Regions from separate parts of the Homo sapiens genome. Here region 2 is linked to region 1. The links are chromatin loops, found by intact Hi-C in ENCODE. Cell type or tissue: dorsolateral prefrontal cortex. All regions are shown on one strand. Each heading gives the region's core, and the rest is flanking DNA. Links, peaks and the distances in the headings are about the cores only.

Region 1 (10,485 bases), core at 1,504-9,503:
TTCCAATATAAGGCTATTTCATCTACACCAAAAATCTGTTGTTGAGTGTAGCCAGCTTCATCAATGATCTTAGCTAGGTCTTCTGGATAACTTGCTGCAGCTTCTCTATTAGCACTTGCTGCTTCACCTTGCACTTTTGCATTATGAAGATGGTTTCTTTCCTTAAACTTCATGAATCAGTCTCTCCTAGCTTCAAACTTTTTTTCTGTAGCTTTCTTACCTCTCTCAGTCTTCATAGAATTGAAGAAAGTTAGGGCCTTTCTTTGGATTAGGCTTTGGTTTAAGGAACTATTCTGGTTGGTTTGATCTTCTATCCAGATCTCTAAAACTTTCTCTGTATCACAATAAAGCTGTTTCACTTTATTATCACTCATGTTCACTGGAGCAGTATTTTTAATTTCCTTGAAGAACTTTTCCTTTGCATTTACAACTTGGCTACATGGCACAAGAGGCCTAGCTTTCTGCCTAGCTTGGCTTTAGACATGCCTTCCTCACTGAGCTTAATCATTTCTAGTGTTTTATTTAAAGTGAGAGACTTGAGACTCTTCTTTTCACCTAAACACTTAGAGGCCAATGTAGGGTTATTAATTGACCTAATTTCAATATTTTTGTGTCTGAGGGAATAGGGAGGCCCAGGAAAAAGAAAGAGACAGGGAATGGCTGGCTGGTGGAGCAGCCAGAACACACACAATATGCGTTGATTAAATTCACCATCTTATATGGGCACAGTTCATGGTGTCTGAAAATAATTAACAAAAGCAATATCAAAGATCACTGATCACAGAGTTATAATAATACTGAAAATATTTGAAATATTGCTAGAATTACCAAAATGTGACACCGAGACACAAAGTGAGCACATGCTGTTGGAAAAATGTTGGTGATAGACTTGCTTGAGGCAGGGTTGCCACAAATCTTCAATATGTAAAAAAATGCAGCATCTGTGAAGCACAATAAAGTGAAACACAATAAAACAAAGTGTGCTTGTACTGAAAATGTGGCTAGTGCAAATAAAAACTGATTTTTTTTTGAGACGGAGTTTTGCCCTTGTTGCCCAGGCTGGAGTGCAAATGGTGTAATCTCGGCTCACTGCAACCTCTGCCTCCCAGGTTCAAGTGATTCTCCTGCCTCAGCCCCCCAAGTAGGTGGGATTACAGGCATACGCTACTACGCCTGGCTACTTTTATGTATTTAGTAGAGACGGGGTTTCACCATGTTGGTCAGGCTGGTCTCCAACTCCTGACCTCAGATGATCCACCAGCCTTGGCCTCCCAAAGTGCTGGGATTACAGGCGTGAGCCACTGTGCCAGGCCTGAAAACCGAATTTTTAATGTATTTCATTTTAATGAATTTAAGTAGCCATGTATGGCTATTGGCTACCAATTTTAACAGCACGGTTTAGAAAACTATTGTACAACTTCTCTGAGGCAGACTCAATCATTATATGTTGAGTTTGAATGTTACAGTTCTTCAGGGCGCTCATTAAAAGATGTGCTTTTGACATATGTTTTTCAAATGTCTAACACAAATTATTCTCAGTAATTCTAGATTTTCTATTCTTTTGATACTTTACTAAAAAAGTTATTATAAGTCTGGAGCTAAACAGTCATTATTACTAAAGCAGTGTTTCAGGGACTCTAGGACTTGAGAAAAACAATTCCCACAATAATGTATAATAGTTCTGCTGTTTCCATAAACATGCATTATAGACTCTGTCTGCCTTCCACGGTGCTTCCTACATCATTTCCTAGTGAAAGCAGGAAACTGATAATTCATGAATGTTTCCATTTTCTCTCCACTGAGAAGGAGGAAAGTGAGCAGCACTTTGCACTAGGAGATGTCTGGGTGTGAATTGCAGTTCTGAGGTCTTGGAAAAATCATTTCAATCTTTAAAGATTCAATTTTTCTTCTTTATCAAATGGCAATGAAAAGAATTCTTTCAGGCCTAACTACTTTTCAGAGTTGAAGTGTAAAAACTTTTGACGTAAAAAGTAGGCAAGTCTTTCTGAGCTGTACAATACTGTATAAATATTTGTGGCTATGGTTACTTTTATCTCAATTGGCACTGGAGCATTTGTATTGACCTTTATGGCATATTTTTTTCATGCCTGTAACTAATCATTCAGCCACTGCCTATGATAGCTGGAGACTTATCACTGAAACACTCAGGATCTTAACTTATTCTCTTGTTGTTCTCATATGCATTTGTTAAGTATCCATCTGCATAGTTTAGAGCTGACTGCTATGTAGTAGATTGGTTAGGTGAAGCCAACTTTCCTGTGACAGGAGAAAAGTTGATGAGTTCTCACTCCCGTATTCTGTATTGGCTTGATGATATACTTGCTTCCTGAGATAGCGAGAAATCTTAGTTCTGGGTCTACCTCCAGGTTTCACTGCATGACTAGGAAGATTCATTTGATCTGTGTATGGATTCTCCAGAAGAAAGATGAAGTTTGTGGTAGCAACTTCTGAGCCCCTGTTGAGTCTTTAATCTCTGTCAGGTGACTATGTCTGGATTTTGTGATTTGATTTTAAACTCCTTGAAGATAAGGGACGTACCTAATTCTTCATTCTTGCTAAAAACTGTGTTCCTGAGTCACACTCAGGATGTGGAGTACACTCGTGATGAGGCTGCTAATTTAACTCACGCTGCATGCAGATGTACAAAGAAAATGCAGCTTCTTTATTGTTCTATAGCTGATTTAACATTTCTCTTGATCTTTCAATCTTTTGGGTAAGAACAAGGATGTTAGTTTTCAATATCTGCAATGCTGCATGATACATTACCCCAGAGTTTAGCAGCTTAAAAGAATAAACATTTATTATCCCACAATTTCTGTAGGTCGGAAATCTGAGTGTGGCCTTACTAGGTTCTCTGGCTCAGGGTCTCTCCCAAGGGCACATTCAAGGGGCCATCTACAGGTCAGTCTGTGGTGACCAACTGTCTGGGGTTGCTCAAGACTGAGTGGTTTCTTGGGATGTGGGGCTTCTGGTGCTAAAACTGGAGACATCCTGGGCAAACTGTGCTGAACTGGTTATCTTATCTGGGTTTTATCTGAACCCTAGACAGAGGGACAGTCCTCTTCTAAGCTCATACCTTGTCATGTGGCAGGACTCTGTTCTACGTGGGTTGCTGGACTGTTCTTCTCTGGCTGTTGGCCAGAATCCTCCCTCAGTTGCTTGCCAATATGGTACTTGTTTCATCAGAGTGAGCAAGTAAGAGAGAAAGAGAGGTGAGCAAATTGGAAGCCAGAATCTTTCAAATTCCATTTGTTAGAAGCAAATCACTAAGTCCAAACCACACGCAAGGGGAGTAGATCACACAAGGGCAGGAGTAGCAGGAAGTGGAGATCATTGGGAGCCGTAGAAGCTGCTCACCACAGGGTGAAAAAACAACTTGCAAATGTGGGTGACAGTATCTTTTGGGTAATCAATATGATTTACTTATCTGTGGGATCTAAAATCATCAAAGTTGGAGCAGAGAGTGGAATGGGGGATAGAGACGTGCGGAAATGATAGTTAAAGGGCAAAGCTTCAGCTGCGCAAAATAAATAACTTCTGGAGATCTAGTATACAGCATAATGCCTATGGTTGACAGTATTGTATCATATACTTAATATTTGCTAAGAAGATAGATCTTACATTAAGTCTTATCATACACACACAAAATAATAAAAGTGGCAGGAAGAAACTTTGTGGGGGAGGTGATAGGTGTATTAGTCTGTTTTCTGTTGCATATAACAGAATACTTGGAACTGGGTAATTTATAAAGAAAAGGAATTTATTTCTTACAGTTATGGAGGCTGAAAAGTTCAAGGTAGAGAGGCTGCATCTAGTGAGGGCCTTCTTGCTGATGGGGACTCTGCGGTCCTAAGGTGGCGCAGGGCATCATATGGCCAGGGGCTGAGCATGCTCACGTATTAGCTTCAGTCACTCTTCCTCTTCTTATAAAGCCACTCCCATGATAACCCATTAATGAATTAATCCATTAATCTAAAAGTGGATTATTCCATGACCCAATCACCTCTTAAAGGCCCCACCTCTCAATACTGCCATATTGGGGATTGAGATTCAACATGAGTTTTGAAGGGGACATTCAAACCATTGCAACAGATATGTTTATGGCCTTGATGGTAGTGATGGTTTCACAGTATATATTTAACCTCAAACTCACTGAGCTTTTTGCAATTAATATGTACAGCTTTTTGTATGTCAATTATACCACAACAAAGTGATTTTGAAATAAAAGAATTCCAGATTTTCTTCTCATCTTCTTTTTCTGAGATGATTTTTCAGTAGATAGCAGGAGGAAGACTGGCTGACCTGGTGGCAGTGGGAAAGAGGGTTCCCAGGCCCATGTCTGTCCTTCCCTGGCTCCTCAGTCCTCTGCTCTGCTGTCTCTTTCATTCCCGCTCTACTTTCCCTGCTGCTGGGCAGCTGAAATTGGGAGCTGTCAGACTCCTGCTCTATAATCTCTTGGTTTGGTTGGACTTGGTTGTTCTCGCTGCTGATTTGATGCCACTTTCATTCTTGAGGACAGGCTGTTACTCCCACCTCATCCTCTGGTCTAGCAGGCTCCCTTCTGATTCCCAACAGCAAGCCCAGAGTAAGCGCTCTACCTGGTACCTTCAGATACAGCCTACTTCCTATCTCAGGGCAGGTGGAAATGGTCAGATAGGATACTTGGGGACCAAGAGAGCCTCTGGGGGCTAAATTCAGGCCCTCCTTCTGCATAAACGAAGTGTTTCTCTGATGCAGCTATTCTATGGTAGTTTGCTATGAGTCTCAAATGGGAAATGAGGCAAAACACTCTCTGTTTGGCTTTCCTCTAAACCAATGTAAGCCCCATTCTAGAATTGCAGCCCCTTGTGGGGACAGGGACAGGGAGGAGCCATGATGCTTGGTCCCATTTGCTGCCTCCTTTGCTTCCTGCAATGCAGCAGGGCTGAAAAGGCAGTTTTTATTTTTTTCTGTGTTCTCTCCAGAGTTCGTTCTCCCTACCCAAGGCATGTGATGCCCTCTGGTCTGCCAGGCTTGGCTCTTACTATGCTAAATAGAGGCTAAGGGAACTTAGAATGGCCTTTTCTGTCTACCCAAAGCTTGGCTTTCGTGACAATTGTTTTGATGTGGACTTACAAAAGTCAGATTTATGACTCAAAGATAATCAATGGCCTCTTATTCCCTGAGGCAATGCGCTTTTTGGCTAAGCTTGGATGCTGAGGTTGTGAAGGTGCATGATTTAAGGGGGAAATGAAAATATTCAAAATGCCAAAAATACTATCCCCATTACACGCATTGGTTTTTACCGCTACAGGTGACTTCCTAGGGTGACCACCAGCCCTGGCTTTGGGGTTCAAGGACCTACTCATTCTGCTAGAACCAAGATGTGCTGGAAATGGAGAAGTTAAAAAAATGCTTTTCTAGTGGCACTATCATGAATCCAGCATTTTCCTGCCAAAAGGATAGCATTTTCCACGGGTTAAGCGAGTAACTCCACATATTTGAGTGAGCTGAAAGAAATGTTTGTTGTGTGTGTCTGGAGGCGGGGGATGGGGGGTGGGTACGTGCTTAAAAAGGGGACAAGGACGGGAGTCACATGTAGTGTGCAGGGGAAAATTGAACGTATAAGAGGCATGTGATGGGAACAAAATGGTTAAACAGTTCCCTTCTCCCCGCCCCTCCTAAGCAGCTGCATCCAAGAGGGAAGTTTGCCATGGAAACACAGGAAGTATCAGAGAGCTGGGCAACAAGGGAAGCTTTTCTTGTAGTATCCACACTGGAAGTAGCTCTCTTCCCACCAAAAAGCCTGGAGCTATATGACACTTCTCTTGGGAACAGCACAGGAAATAGAGACTAACGTCTATTTATGACAGCAAGCAGCCAGAGATGACAGTTTGCAGAACATATTTGGAGAAAGCAACCTCCTGACAAATGGATTCCATGGGGAATTTGAATTAAAAGTGAACTTTGAATAATTTCAGATGGAGAAATGGCATTAAATAATTGGCATGAAAAGTCTTGACACAGGAGAGTGACCCCTTCAATCCAGATGGTGTGAGACACAGACACAGAGGGACTCAGCAGAGGGCAACGGAAGAGCCAGATATGAAAGACAGAGGAAGGACAGCTGCAGGGGACCAGGGCAGACACTCCCCTCAGCCACATCTGGCCAATTAAAAAAAATTCTCTTAGCTGTGTAGGATTGTATGCTATTATCAGTTCTATATTGAATACCTTTTGCAATTAACTATATATTCAATTCAGCTTAACTTCTTGACATATAAATTGTATGTAGTTCTCGTTCCACAATGGGGTTTGAGTCAGTCTCAAAACATTCTTTTTTTCCTCTTTTTAAATGAAGTCTGCAGTTAAAGAACCCTCCCTGATAATGTTACATATATTTGTCATCATTGGGAGGATCTAAGTAATAAAATTTGGGTGCCAAGACTGGGCAAACCAGGACTATAGCAACTCTAATAGAAAGTAGTTGAGTGAAGCTCATTCCTACGTGGAGGTACCTTTATTTATTTATTTATTTATTTATTTATTTATTTATTTATTTATTGAAGATGGAGCCTTGCTCTGTAAACAGGCTGGAGTGCAGTGGCGCGATCTTGGCTCACTGCAGCCTCTGCCTCCTGGGTTCAAGAGATTCTCCTGCCTCAGGCTCCTGAGTAGAGGGGATTACAGGCATTCGCCACCGTGCCTGGCTAATTTTTGTATTTTTAGTAGAGATGGGGTTTCACCATGTTGGCCAGGCTGGTCTTGAATTCCTGACCTCAAGTGATCCACCTGCCTCAGCCTCCCAAAGTGCTGGGATTACAGGTGTGAGCCACCACGCCTGGCCCCATGATTTATAAAAGCAAGAAAAAAAAAAGAGAGATGAGAGAGGCTGATTGGGACATAAAATCAGAGAGAAAGAAGGAAGTGCAGTTGAGAGTGAGCACATAAAGCACAGTGTGCGTATTAACGGGTGTAGGAGAATCTGTAAAGCGATGAACAGATCTCAGAAGAAGGGACTGGTGTAAGTTGTGTTGTGCTTTTGCTTTTAGCTGAAGAAAGGAAGGCAAGTTTGGAGGAGGAAGAGGGTTGGTTGTGTAGACTTTGAGAGCACAGAAAGGTGTGTTATCTCCTGGCTCTAAGGATCAATATGCAAGTCCTCTAGAGAGAGAAATTGCTAGCAAAAGCAGAAAAAACTATGTGTCTCTGTGACCCAAGTGGAAGGGTGGAGGGGGCATTACTCCCAATGATAAACCGAATACCGTGCCTCTGCAGCATCCTGAGAGATTGCTGCTATGTAGTCTCATTAGGAGACAGCCTTGTTTTAGGGGAGCATCTGTAATCAAGGTAGTGATGAGGTACTGCCCTCAGTGACTTCCTGAGACCATCCACCATGAAGGCGTCTGGATCAGAAGAGGAAGCCTACTGTTAGCATCAATGGTGATTCATTTGTAAGCACTCATGAAACACCATCTGAGAACTTCTAGTTATAATTAGATGAAAGTTCCTAGGGAGTGGCATAAGAATGTGGGGACAGGTGTCAGTGATATTTTACTTATTCTATTAATATGCACCTTCTGTACCAGGTTCGAGAAGCTTATTATTATCCCTGTTGGGAGGGAGGCTTACCAAGGGTAAGTAATGTGTTTGCTGCATCTAAACAAGAAGTGGTAGAGCCAGGATTTAAAGCCATGTTTATCTGCCTCCAATGCTTATTCCTGGTACCACTACGCTGTACAAACTTCCAGTAGAATCCCAAAAGCTGTTAAAATAAGAGGAAAATTTAAAGGGGTAAGTCTTCAAGTCATGTGTCGGATCTTAGACAGTGAAACTTGAGACATGATAGAAAACAGTGGCTCAGGCCGGGTGGCCATGGCTCACGCCTGTAATCCTAGCACTTTGGGAGGCCGAGGCGGGTGGATTTCTTGAGCTCTGGAGTCCAAGACCAGCCTGGGCAACATGGTGAAACCCTGTCGCCACAGAAAGTACAAAAATTAGCCGGGTGTGGCTGTGCGTGCCTATAGTCCCAGCTACTTGGGAGGCTGAAGCAGGATTGCTTGAACCTGGGAGGTCAAGTCTGCAGTGAGCCAAGATGGCACCACTGCACTCCAGCCTGGGTGACAAAGTGAGACCCTATCTCAAAAAAGAAAAAAAGGAAACAGTGGCTCAACATGGAAACTAAAAATCATCTCTGGCCATGGGAGGAGGAACCTCTTCGTATCAACAAAGTTCAAACATGGGTAAGTTTACTAATAGATGTTCTTATAATCAAGTGTTAATTTGGCCAAGTTGTTAAACTTGTTTGGGTTTAATTTTCTATCTGTGAAATGAAGAGAATGAAAGCATCTGTTTTGTAGGTTCATTGAGAGAAGTCACACAAATACAGAGTGTGGTAGATTGTATTTTCCAAAGATGGCCATACAAATATACATATCTGAGTGCCACATGCATTTCTTAAATTGTAACTGACACCTTCTTATTTAATGCTGAGATTTATATTTTCTGGGTTTGGATCAAGACAGAAACTTCCATTTTTGATCAACAGATGCAGCAGAAGTGATGCTATGTGACTTCCAAGGCTAAGGCCATAGAGAGGATACAGCCTCCATCTGATTCCTCTCTCAGGACACCTGTCCTTGGAACTCAGCTGTTATGCTCTGAGGAAGCAAAATTAACTTGCATGGAGAGGCCAATATAGAGAGGAACTAAGGTCTTCAGCTGAGTGCCACCATTGTACAGTAGACACGAGTGAAGACGCTTTCAGATGATTTCAGCTCCCAGTCTTTGAATCTTCCATCTGAGACCCCAGACCGTTGTGGATCAGAGACAAGCTGTCCCCACAGTGTCCTGTCCAATTTCCTCTACAGAATCTGTGAGCATGACACATTGCTGTTTCATGCCACTGAGTTGTGGGGTAAATTCATATGTGTCCTTAGTAACTGGAACAGATTTTGATGCCATGTAAAATGGTACAAAAGAAGAAGAAGATAGCTCGGGAATTTTTGCAACTTGCTTCTTATCTATTAATTTAATTTGGTCCATTGCTAGACCAAGTACGTAAGAGTTAATTCTGTATCTAACAATTTAGTAACCAGATTGTCAGTAAAATGCAAGCAAAATTTAGAAGGACAATGATATTTTGTCCTTCTGTCTTGTATTGACAGATTCAACATGGTACTGGTTCACTTTCAGCTTCTGACAAAGGATACTTTTGTTTTCCTGGTCTCTCTCTTTTTTTTTTTTTGGTTGAGATGGAGTCTTGCTCTCTTGCCCCGGCTGAAGAGCAACGGCGCAATCTTGGCTCACTGCAACCTCTGCCTCCTGGGTTCAAGTGATTCTCCTGTCTCAGCTTCCTGAGTAGCTGGGATTACAGGCGCGCACCACCACACCCGGATAATTTTTGTATTTTTAGTAGAGATGGGGTTTCACCATGTTGGTCAGGCTGGTCTCAAACTCCTGACCTCATGATCCACCTGCCTTAGCCTCCCAAAATGCTGGGATTACAGGCGTGAGCCACCGCGCCCAGCCTTTTCTGCTCTCTTACAATTGTTTTACCTGAGCGCTTACTAATTTACTCTTAGCTAAAGTTCTCCTGTTCAGGAATGAGGAAATTCTAGTAGCCAGCTCAGAGGTGGTCAACCAGAATTCTTGTATTATAGGAGCTCATAATAATAAAACTTTATATTTATAGATGGTTTTGCACAAGGTTTTTACATCCTTAATCTCAAGTGAAGTTTACTAATGCATTTGTGTGGGCTTGGCATATAGTGGCCAGAGACTATACTGATCTAGTATGTATTTGCTGCTTCTTGCAGCTGTTGAAATATGTGATACAGTATATGCATACTAAAGATAAAGATGTACAACTAGGGGGAAGAAACAAAGAAACTAGTGCCTACTTTTGGCATCTATGTGAGAATGTTAAGAAATAGAATTCTGGGGGTAGAGTCCTATGGGGACCTGGTGAATTGGCACATGGCCAGATGCTATGTAAATACATAGCAGCCATCCCACTCTTGGAGGAGAAATAAATACTATGAGAGGGTTGGGAAGGTACAGAAGGTCATTTTGTAACTGCCAAGACCTCTGAGGGTCTAGGATTTTATCTACTTGCAAGCTGACAGGTTAGCCAGCCACAGTTTCAAGGATGCTGGTTGGAGACTTGAGACTCCCAGGTCAGAGGTAAAGGACAGTAGCCAGAGAATTAGCATTTTTGTCCTAATCCCTAAGCTCCAGTTCCCACAGGAGCTACATAATAACTGCACACTCAATGGGTTTGTTACAGAAGAGTCCCCGAACTTAGGGAATCTGAATCTTGTGTAATATACATTTAGCATGCTTGACCTTTGCTTTCAGAGAGAAACATTTTCTTTATTACACTGGACAGTAAGCATACCTGCCTTTTGCTTCAGTGGGAAATATCGCCTTTAAAATCATGGCGAAGCTGTAAGCAACCTGCTCTTTGCTTTGGAGGGAAACACACTG
Region 2 (10,485 bases), core at 920-8,919, 200 kb after region 1:
GATTCCTGCTCCTTGAAGCAATCTTTCCCCATCTCTAGCCCCCATAATGTATTTTCTCTTTGCCTTGCTCTAAAGTTTCTTTTTTCTTTCTTCCGTTCTTCGTTTCTGTTCTTTTTCCTCCTTCCCCCATCCCATGCATCTTTCTTTCTCTTTCTCTCTTATAGCTAATTTTCCACCAAAGATTACTACCTCCTTTCCATAGAGTAGAGCTGTTGCTAGGAACTGTTGCTCAGCTAGGATGGTATTTCTCAGCCCTTGTATCTGTGTGGCTGCTTCTTACCAACACAATGAGAGCAGAAGAGGTGCAGGTCACTTCTGGGCCCAGGTAGCTAAGAAGTAGCAGGCCTCTTCATGCTATCTGCTCCTGCCTGTGCAGGATCCAGCACAGGAGCCATGGCCATGAGAGGTGGCGCCACAAAATGAAAGTTGCCTGGGTCCCTGAAACACCACCTAGATGACAGCCACTTCCCCTTTAAGAACACCCATCAAGGTGGGTGAGAAATAAACTTGTAAGGTGTCAAGAAACTAAGAGCTGGGCATTTATTTTTACTGTAACTAGTATTACTCGCTTGATACTACCTGCTTAGTACAAATTAATAGAACTAGCCACTTACTGTGACACAAAGATGAATGAGACAGTGTTTGCTCTACAACCTAGAAGTTTGGAGGAAAGAATGCAAACAATTATAATGCAAGTCAGAATTTAATCACTTAGAAGTTTAATAAGACTCTTTGAGTTGCAAGTAACGGTCATCCGATTTGAATTGGCTTCATCAAAGGGGAAATTCACTAGCTGGGTACTCATATTATTGATAAAAAAGATTGAAAAATCAAACAAAGAGTCAAGCAAGGATGTAGTTGGTTACAGGAAGAAACTGGCACCGGAGGACTTACATGCTGCTAGGACTCATTCCTTACCAATCAATTATGGTCAGGGGAGTGGGACCATGAAAGAAAGTGCAGTTCCCGTGGGTATTACAGGATTCGAGGTCGGGGGCTGGAAGGAACAACACCCAGAAGTAGAGGAAACCTCTTTTATTCTTAGAAGAAGGGAAGCGTATTTAGCAGACAAAATAATTGGTTTCCTCTACAGATGGATTAATTATTTGCCAACTCACCCCCCTCCCTGTACTTTTTTTTGGGTTTTTGTTTTGTTTGGTATCTTTTGCATTGTTAACACTTCCTGCTTTTATGTCTGGCTCCTGAGCTCAAATTAGATCTTTTCTTTTTGTCCTTCTGCCTTCCCCACCCCCAACAGTGCGTTGCTTATAACAGGGGCTTAACAAAAAAAAAAAATTTTTTTTGACTGAGAGAATATAATTAGAGGAATATAGTGGGCTCAGGTCTCTTAAAGTTGTGTCAAAGACAGACACTCTCTTATCACCATCTCCTGCTCCTTTTCGTGAAACTTCAACTCCAGACAGCCAAGGCTTCTGAAGATGCCTTTTGCAAATAGCCCCCTTTGATATACTATTTCTCTGGTGTTCTCCTTACTCTTGTTTCCCTTGGGAGCCTGGTCTCTTTCTCTCAGCCAGTCCAGAGTCTATCATCCATGCCTTGACAGGTTCACAGCAGGTCCCCTTTCTGCAGGGAAGCCTTCCTAGGCCACCACGTTGCATACTGGCTTTTGCGTCTTCTAAATTCTTATCACTTTGAACCAACTATTGGCAAGTAAACATGTTTTGTTACATTGTCCTTGTAAAAACTACAAAGTATATTATCTCAATTTTATTTTTTTTCTCCAATTAGATTGTAAACTCTTTGAGGAGCAAGAAGACTATCATAGACTCCATAGGAGCTGATACAATAGCTTGAATGATAGACTCCTAATAAGTCTTTGCCAATAGATTGAATCCACTCCTGTTATCAGTTTCAAGATGGTTATCCCATTTGTATGATAGTTGAGACTCTCCAAACATTCCTATTAGTACAGTGGTTTCTTAAATGTGTATATTTTCCTTTCATTTTTATATTAAAAGGATCTGCCAAATGGTTAAGTGGAATATCCTATTCCAGGCATTTTTTTTTTTTTCCAGATACAACCTTAGAGATAATGAAGTCTATTGCACAGAAAGAAACTGGAATCAGGCTGTTTATTGACTGCAGAGAAGTAGCGTCTCTTGAATGGTTAATGGCAATTGTTAATTAGATTGCTTTTCCTACACTGCCCTGTGTGGTGGTGGATGGCATACGTGGTAATCTGAGTGTGGTAAGCATGAAAAGCACAGAATGTGTGAAAGCAGGTGAGAAAAGGCTGGGCTGGGGGAGATGAAGAGCTACCACAGTTTCTGATAGGCTGAGTGTGCAAAGATCAGGAAATACCTAGATCCAGAATACGGAGGCATTAAATATTTGAAAACAAATTTACCTCTCTGTTTCCTTCCTCTCAGCTGCACCGTACATCATCTCCTTGTAGGATTCTATCCCACATCTTGTGCCTTCTAGAGTCTCCTGCTGTTCTTATGGGCTTCTTTTGAATCTTGATTGTCTCCTATTTGCAAATGACACACAGAGTAGAAACTGTTTCTTATTTTGTGGCTCATAAAATTATGAAAAGACTGTCTGCAGTTGGAATAAACAAGTTTTTGTATTAGAGACAAATCTCCTCTCAGTTTCTTCTTCTCCAAAACTGTTTTCATTAATTGCTAAAAAAAAAAGTAACATGGAGTTTGATATTTGAGGAATTTATAGGGTAATAAAAGTTTAAAAAGAAATTGCTTTGGGGTATGTCTTGTTCAGATCCCCTATATTGTAAATTGAAAAAAACAAAAACAAAAAACAAAAAAACAAACCCTAAAGTCTGTATAGCAAAAGTGAAAAAAATTCAGAAAGCAGAGTTCACAGCACTAATGACCACAACTTTACAAGTAAAGTATACATCTTCAATTTTGAAATTCAATTTAAAATTGTGCTACAAATCTGGTAGATAAAATAGTCACCCAGATATACATGAGGTTGTAGTTTACACATAATTACTATATTTTCATTTATTTGGCTTGTTAGCCAAAATGCAAGTGAACAATCATAGTCTCCACTGTGCAAGGGGCCATTATTTCAGTAGACTCCATGTGAGAAGGGCCTGCTCATATATTAATAAATCAACAGGTTCAGGTCAAGGAGGAATGGCCAAACCATTTTCTCGCTAGATTGCACTTTCATTGAAAACCTGCTCATTAACTTATTTATAAAACTGATATCTCTATATTTCATATTCTGATATATTAGCATGATTTAATGTTAGGAAAGATGCTCTATATTTTATTCTTCTCAAAGTCCCTAGGAGATGACTAGAAGAGAGTTAATTGCTTATATTGTAAAGCTGATAGTTACCACATTTATTTTTTCTTTTCTAGCAACAAACTTCACATCCATCAAATTCTTAACATGAACCAGGTTCTTTGCTTACATTCGCATAGGCATATCGGTGAGTGAGGTGCTGTTTATTATTTCCATTTCACTGATGCTAAAACTGGGCCTAGACAGGTTACCCACCTTGTAAGCTGGGAAGCTAAAATTTGAATCCAAAGAGTGTAACTCCAAAGGCTACTTACTATTATGCTAGACTGATTCTCTAGGCAGAGCTCTGTTGTGATCAGGGGAATAGCATCTCTTTCCATTCTAGTTTCAAGCCTAGGAACACACTGAATAAATCAAACGTGTTCAAGAGGACACTGTGTCCTTCAGGATGACCTGGGGAAAAGGAGAATGTGGTCAGGTACATCGATGGTTGTCCCTTTGGAGGGACAGAATAGGGGTAGAGTTAGAGAGCTGGTTTTATTTGGCAATTCTACCCATGACCACAAATGAAGCCTCAAAGTTCAGTTATAGTTTCTCCTATTCAGATCAAGATAAGGACAAGAGGATAACCCTTATAAATGGTAACCACGGGTGTCCATTAAAATAGCTTCCTATTTGCTGTCTTTTGCTTCTCTGCCAAGTGAATGAATACGGTAAGTGCCTGACTTTTTCAGGCTAGTCAAATATTCTGTCCTGTTTTTCCCTCATAGTCCCTAAAGGCCAATGTTTTGTCATTCAAACTCTTTGCTTAAAGATAGCCCAAGGGGAGTCTCAGAAGCCACACAAAAATTTTCTGTGACATACCAGGTTTGATTTTTGGTTTAGAAAATATATGCTTAGAGTAGAGAAATAGCCTTCACACATTCTTCTTAAGAATGATATCTTCAGTGTTAGTTATGAGAACACATTTCATTGCAGCTTCAGATCCAGAAACCTCTGGCCACTCAGTTCTCCTGCAGTCATGGTACCTGGCAAGCAGGTTGCAGATAATTGGCCTGTCTCCCTAGGGAATATGTGCTTTATTTATTGGTAATATGAACTCAAAATAAAATAAAGAACAAAGTTTCAATGGAGCCATTCCTCTCCCCCCCCATGATGTTGTTAATAATAAATGAGGCCCAGAATTTGGTTCAAAACAGGGTTTCTGGAACCTACACTCCTACAGTCAGTAAGTGGACCAGGTTCTTTTTCAGTGCCAGCATCTTCTTTTATACTGTCTTAATTAGGTTATTTGAGGGTAATAAGGACACCTGTGCCTTTCAGCGGAGTCATCCAACAATGCGCTTCCACCAGGCCCAAGGAAACATAGGGGCAGGTAGGGTGGGATTTGAAGGCAGTACCAGCTCCAGCAGATCAGGGGCCACCAGGGCCCAATGGCGGGAGCATGAGTGCAGTAGCCTTGTTCTCCTTTGTTCTTTCCTTTCAGGACCAAGTAGAGGCTCACAGCAAATCAGGTGGGATACAACCCTGACACTTAGAGAATATTTACTGCGATCCAAGTACTTTACCTTAGCCCTTTGAGAATTTGCTCATTTAGTCCTCCAAAGCTACCTGGTGAGGTAGGGACTGTTACTACCTATCCCAACTTAAAGACAAGGAAGCTGAAGCACAGAGAGATTCAATGACTTGCCCTAGGCTATAGAACTGTGAAGTGCCAGAATTGAGGTTTGAACCCAGTTGGTCTAAGAGAGAGAGAGAGTATAGAGCTCCCTCCTGTGTTCCTTGGATCCTAGGGAACTATGCCACATTCTACCCACTGGACTGTACACCCCACCCCATGTCATTTTAAAGGGCAATGTGACTTGCACCAGGAAGCAAAAGACTGGGAGCACTGCTTTCCATCGCTCTGTGGCATGATTTCTAGTGGTGCCCTTCTCACCCCCAGACACTCCCATGATGCAGGAGGTCCCTTCCCCTGGCTGCTCCTGGACCAGGCCACAGCTCAGGCTGAAACCAGGCTGTCTCTGAAAATAGAGGACGTAGGCAGAGAGGTGGCTGGATTCCTTCCGCGCCAAGCAGGCACAGTGCCGCCCCCTCCTTGAAGAACTCTGCCTATTTTCCTTTCTCCTCGACCCAGTGGGCGAAGGAAGTTGAGTCTTCAGGCAATTCTTCATTGCTGTTGAAGACGGAGTCTTATTCTAGAGAGTTGAGAGTGTGAGCATTTACTCTGGGGTATGTTTCTAACAAACTCTGAAAGGTCAGCCTGCCCTTCTTGAATAAAAGCGTTGGTTTTTACCATATGCATGGCCCTGCTGTCTCTCTCTCCCTCTTTCTCTTTGTGTGTGTGTGTGTGTGTGTGTGTGTGTGTGTGTGTGTGTGTGTGTGTGTGTGTGTGTGTGAAGAGTTGCCGAAATAAGAAGAAAAAAAAATCGGGCACTTCACTGAGAATATCTTAATAATATTTGAAGTTGGGCCTGTTTGTTGTCTGAGTATAAAGCATACATGATGTAGAATGATCAAAACAAAAACTGCTGTCCTATTCTGAATTTGAGGTCATTTTTTCTCTGTCAGTAGGTCTGGTTTTACTTGTCAGGAGGGACTGAAGAAAGCACAGGACGTAAGTTCCTCCAAGAGCATTCTTGGAGCAGCATCTCATCGCTGTCCTTGGGTGTAGCCTCCCTTTTGTGAGGTTCACTCCCTCAGCTGGAGGATGAACCACAGTGCTGCTGCAGACCTAGCTGATGTCACAGTTGTTCAAAAGGTACATTTTCTTACCCTGGGGGGTAGAGCAACGTGGCTCCTTCAGTTCTATGAATGCTCCTTACAGCCAGTCACCCTCCCTCCATCAGAGCAGAGCCGAATGCAGCCCTCAGATCCAGGCAAATCCAAAGCCAGTCATTCCTCAGAGCATCCCTCCACCACGCCACTTGTGCCCTGGAGGTCCTGTGCACAGATATATATTCATTCATATATTTGTATAAGTGTGTGTGCACATGCACACATACACACATGTAATATATATCTGGAAGAACAAGGCCCCATGTTTATGCAAATAGTACTCAGATGAGTGACACATACATATTTTCCTTCATAAATGGATTGTGAAAAGGAAAACTACTTCATAGAAATAGTAAAAGAACTGAGAACAATGTTTTCAATTTTCTGGGTGGAAAGTCATTTTCCCAGATTAAATTGTCTGCTACTACCTTACTGGCTGGGCTCTCTCAGGCTAGAATTCTTGGAGTGCCCTTGAATTCATGTCTGTGTTTTGGATGCTTTATTAATGTGTATGTGTGATACTTCATTGCTAGAATTTGGTAAATATTAACAGATTAATGCTTCCTTCCCTCTTTTCCTTTCTGTGGACCTCATCTCTCATAACTCCTCTCTGTTCTCCCCACCTTGGCCTCAGAGACAAGAACACTTATTGCTTTGTTTTACGGCCATCATGAAAATAGACATTGGCTCCAGCATAGTGTAGTATACAGAATTTTAATGAGTACAGAGCAAGCAGTTCAGTCCTTCACTCCGATATGAAAGGGGTGATGTCAACCTATCCAGGAAATATTGAATTGATTTTAAAACTGCTGTAAGGGTGAATAAATCGGTGGTGCTGTGCATTAGCATGAGACTGCCTGCACCCACCCATGTCTCCCCGTTTATTTGTCTTAATGCTAGGATTATTAGAAACCAGCTGAATAGGTGCCCTTCAAAATACAGATCGAGGGATCAGAGAATGTTGATTTTTTTTAAGCCTAAATTTTGTAACTTGGCATTATCCTAGACATATTTAGCTCCCTATTTGCGTATTTTCTTTCCAATTCTAGTATTCGGTTCATTTATGAAAACTGGGAACCGTGCTTTTCCATCATCTCTTTTGCTCCTCTCTCTTCCCATCTCCCTCTGACAAGTTTTCTGAAGCATGTTTTGGTGCCTCAGTAAAAAGGGCACTATATAATGTTTTATTTGTTTCCCGTTCTGCTATATGAAATGAAAAACCCTAGCATCCAGTGTGTGAAAAGCTGCCATTGTGAGCTCTTTGCAGGAAGAGACACTATTCAGGGAGACACAGTCTAATATCAAAGCCAGATAAACTCTCTTGATACCAAAAACCAAACCAACAATAAAAACTCCAGCCCCAGTGCACCACCAAATGAACAACTTCTTCTCTCAACTCTCTAGAATGTGGTTAGGTTTTTAGATTGATACTGTTATAACCATTTGCATTTCTTTTTGCGACCTTCTTTACACCTTGCTGGTTTCGCTCGTGATTTGCTAGTTAGTTAGCAAAGATTTCTAACATTCTTTGAAGAATAAACATACTACTTGTTGCAAGGCAGCATTATGTAACATTAAGAAGATCAATTTAATTCTCCAAGCTTCTTACAAAAAAAAAAAAAAAAAAACCCACTTTTTAAAATTCACCTGCAATGACGTCAGAAATTTTGTTAACCTTTTCAGTAACTAACCTTAGTAACTCAAAGTTTTGATGTTTTGCTTTTTAGTTGATTCCATAGATAATTTTCTACTGGAGATAATTCTCCATCAATATTCTCTATCAATGACCATTACTATAAAGACCATTCTCCTCCCATTCAAGCTAAACTCAAAATTTAATCCTTTGTTAAGCTCTATGATATATACAAAAAATACAGGCCCTATAATTTGTCCTCAAAGAGCTTACAGTATGCATAAAACAATCATTCATAATATAAGACAGGATCTGACACATCAAGTGAGTAGTGTTGAATAATCAGTGTCCTGGGAGTGAAGAGAACCATCTCATTGTGGGTTGTCATAGCTCCCAAAAGGGGTCCAGTGTGGGGCGGGGAGGGGGGAGTGGTTAAACTTCAGGTTGGTCTTCAAAGGATTTATAGTCTTTGTCGAGGTGGAGTTCATTCTAGGTTGAAGGAAAGCTGCCAAATACAGAGGTAGGTATGCTTGATACTGTTTAAAAGTTACTGCATAGACAGGCCTTACTTTAACGCTAGGATCATTCAAGGTTAGGTAAGTTTAGAAAAATACAAATTGTATTTAGCTTATAAAGAAATAGAATATTTTATAATACCCACAGGTACCATAAAATGTAATATTTTATAATACCCAAAGAAGAAATCATTGGATCCTTTATTTCACCACTTTGAAAATGGCAGAAGAGTAATCTTTGTTGGGTAAAAGGATCAACCGATCTACAGTGCAGAAATTATGTCACGATGGAACAAAGGGAAAATAGGACTCAAACTGTGTCTGGTGTGGGAGCAGCATCTGCCTACTCCTTCCTCTTTTCCAATAATTACAAAAGAAGGGGAAAAAAAACCCAACTCAAATCTGTCAAAATGCCTTCCACGTAGCGTTGTTCAATACATACTGAATGGATATATGAATAAATAACCATTTGGTTGATGAACCCAATAAAATGAAAAAGAGCCATCATGTAAAGCCTAGAAGGAAATTGCCTTCATATAACCCACTTTCTACTTCATTAAAAATTAATTCACTTTTATCTACATATGACATGAAGCTGGACAAAGAAATGGATCCTTTTACTCTACATTTGAAAGACAAATGAAGAGCACAGGGAGCAAACTAAAACAAAACAAAACAAAACAAGGCAAGGCAAAAGCCTGATATGTTCCACATGTTAACAAGCTAAAATAATGTATCGCCGATTGGTTGTCCCTTGGGGAAAAAGTAGCTAGACAACCTCTTAAAGAAGTACATTTCAGTGTTTTCCAGGTGGCTTTTACTCTGTACGAACCCATTCTGCTGAATGGGGGATACATATTTACAGGCTGCTAATACTCAGCTGATAAGAAACCATACCTGAATTATTTCTAAGTGTCCTGGGAGCCCAGAGGTAGCTGAAAGCATCTCTGCTTAGATGTCACTCTCAATCAATTGCAGCTGTTACCTGAGTGTCATTTGCCCATAATCAGGGAATAGAACTTGAACCTGAATCAAGCTTCTATTTCCTTGCACGTGAAATTCGGCAAAACAACAAAGAGCTAAATAAAATATAGTATTAGCAATGTAATGGTTGCCTTTTAAAGAGATGAGGTAATATAATAATAAGTTTTGGACCAGTTACTCAGAAACCAAAATTGATTTCTAATCTTGACTAGTTTTCTTTTGACCATTCCTGCAAATGTGGGTCTCCCTTCAATGAGGATTTTATTATTGTCATGATTACTAGATGATGGTTTATATATTGTTGCCATTTGTAAGCTCTTTAGGAAACTCAGGGGACATGGATTAAGCTTATTTTTTTAAATAGAAAATATTACTCATTTTTATTATGCAGGTTCCTCTTGAAGAATGAAATCCTTGGGCTGCCATTAGGAACTGCATGCAGTTAAGCCGTATAACCTCTCTGATTTTTAGTTTCTCCATCTATTTTATAAAATAAAACATTGAACTAAATTATCTCTAAGGCCTATTCTATTATTTTTTATATTATTTTCTAATCCTATGATTTTAATATGGTTTCCATCCAAATTGGCAGTGAGCTCTAAAAGTTCAAACCTGAGGTATGGTAGCACGGTTGCCTTGGTTCATCAACATGTATACTAAGTGGGCTTAAACACGACAAAGCCTATTCACAGGAGTACAATATGACCTTGTTTTTTTTCAGCCATTTGTCCTATTTGGTTACAGAAGTGGTTTCCAGACCAGCACCGGCCGCATCACCTGCAGATTTGTTAGAAATGAAAATTTCAGACCCCGTCCCAGACCTACTAAGCCAGAAATTCTGGGAAGAGACCCAGCTTTCTGAGTTTTAACAAGCATTCCTGGTGATGCTGATTCCTGTTAAAGTTTAAGAACGCTGCCCTAGAGGTTAAAGTTGCAGGTTCAAACTCTGAAGTAGCCACTGATTTAATTCTGTACCCTAACCTTAACTCACAGTATTATAAATAGAGCCTCCATTGTTCATCAAAGATTGGGGTACACTGCTTGGCCAGATCAGCTCTACTGCACCTCGCAGATCTTGAATGATTAATTTGTGTTTTAAAGTGTTTTTCAATAAGCCTTCAAGGGCATCTATTGCTTTGATTCCCAATTCCATACAAATGAAATCTTTTCTTCAATCACTCCACTGTGTCACCCTATCATCTTTGGTTAATCCTGCTTCCTCACTACATACTTCACTCATTTTTGTTCCTTATCACCTCCATAGCTTCTCTATTGCCTAAAATACAGTCTGTATTTTCTTGCTAACAATCCAAATGCATAACACTTGGAGATACTTAC

What was found. A loop is a pair of places that touch in the nucleus more often than their neighbours do. Peaks named below come from ENCODE experiments on the same cell type or tissue, not always from the same donor. Only the 100,000 strongest peaks of a DNase experiment are listed, where the experiment ranks them.
Region 2: a loop joins it to region 1, with 1.8 times the contacts of the local background. A loop is called at or near these places in 2 of 110 quality-filtered maps.

Annotation. Positions count from the first base shown.
Region 1 is chr3:177,485,777-177,496,261 of GRCh38, forward strand. The region is part of intron 1 of LINC00578 (long intergenic non-protein coding RNA 578); the gene reads left to right. Among named protein-coding and RNA genes, the nearest start is that of LINC00578, 49 kb to the left of the region's middle. RefSeq lists an enhancer at 1,912-2,413. In dorsolateral prefrontal cortex, for the core only: no CTCF peak of the experiment used is centred there; DNase peaks (open chromatin) are centred at 5,015 and 5,695; H3K4me3 peaks cover 1,311 bases; H3K27ac peaks cover 3,037 bases.
Region 2 is chr3:177,681,591-177,692,075 of GRCh38, forward strand. All of the region lies in intron 3 of LINC00578 (long intergenic non-protein coding RNA 578), which reads left to right. Among named protein-coding and RNA genes, the nearest start is that of LINC02015, 130 kb to the right of the region's middle. In dorsolateral prefrontal cortex, for the core only: no CTCF peak of the experiment used is centred there; a DNase peak (open chromatin) is centred at 5,315; H3K4me3 peaks cover 447 bases; H3K27ac peaks cover 2,249 bases.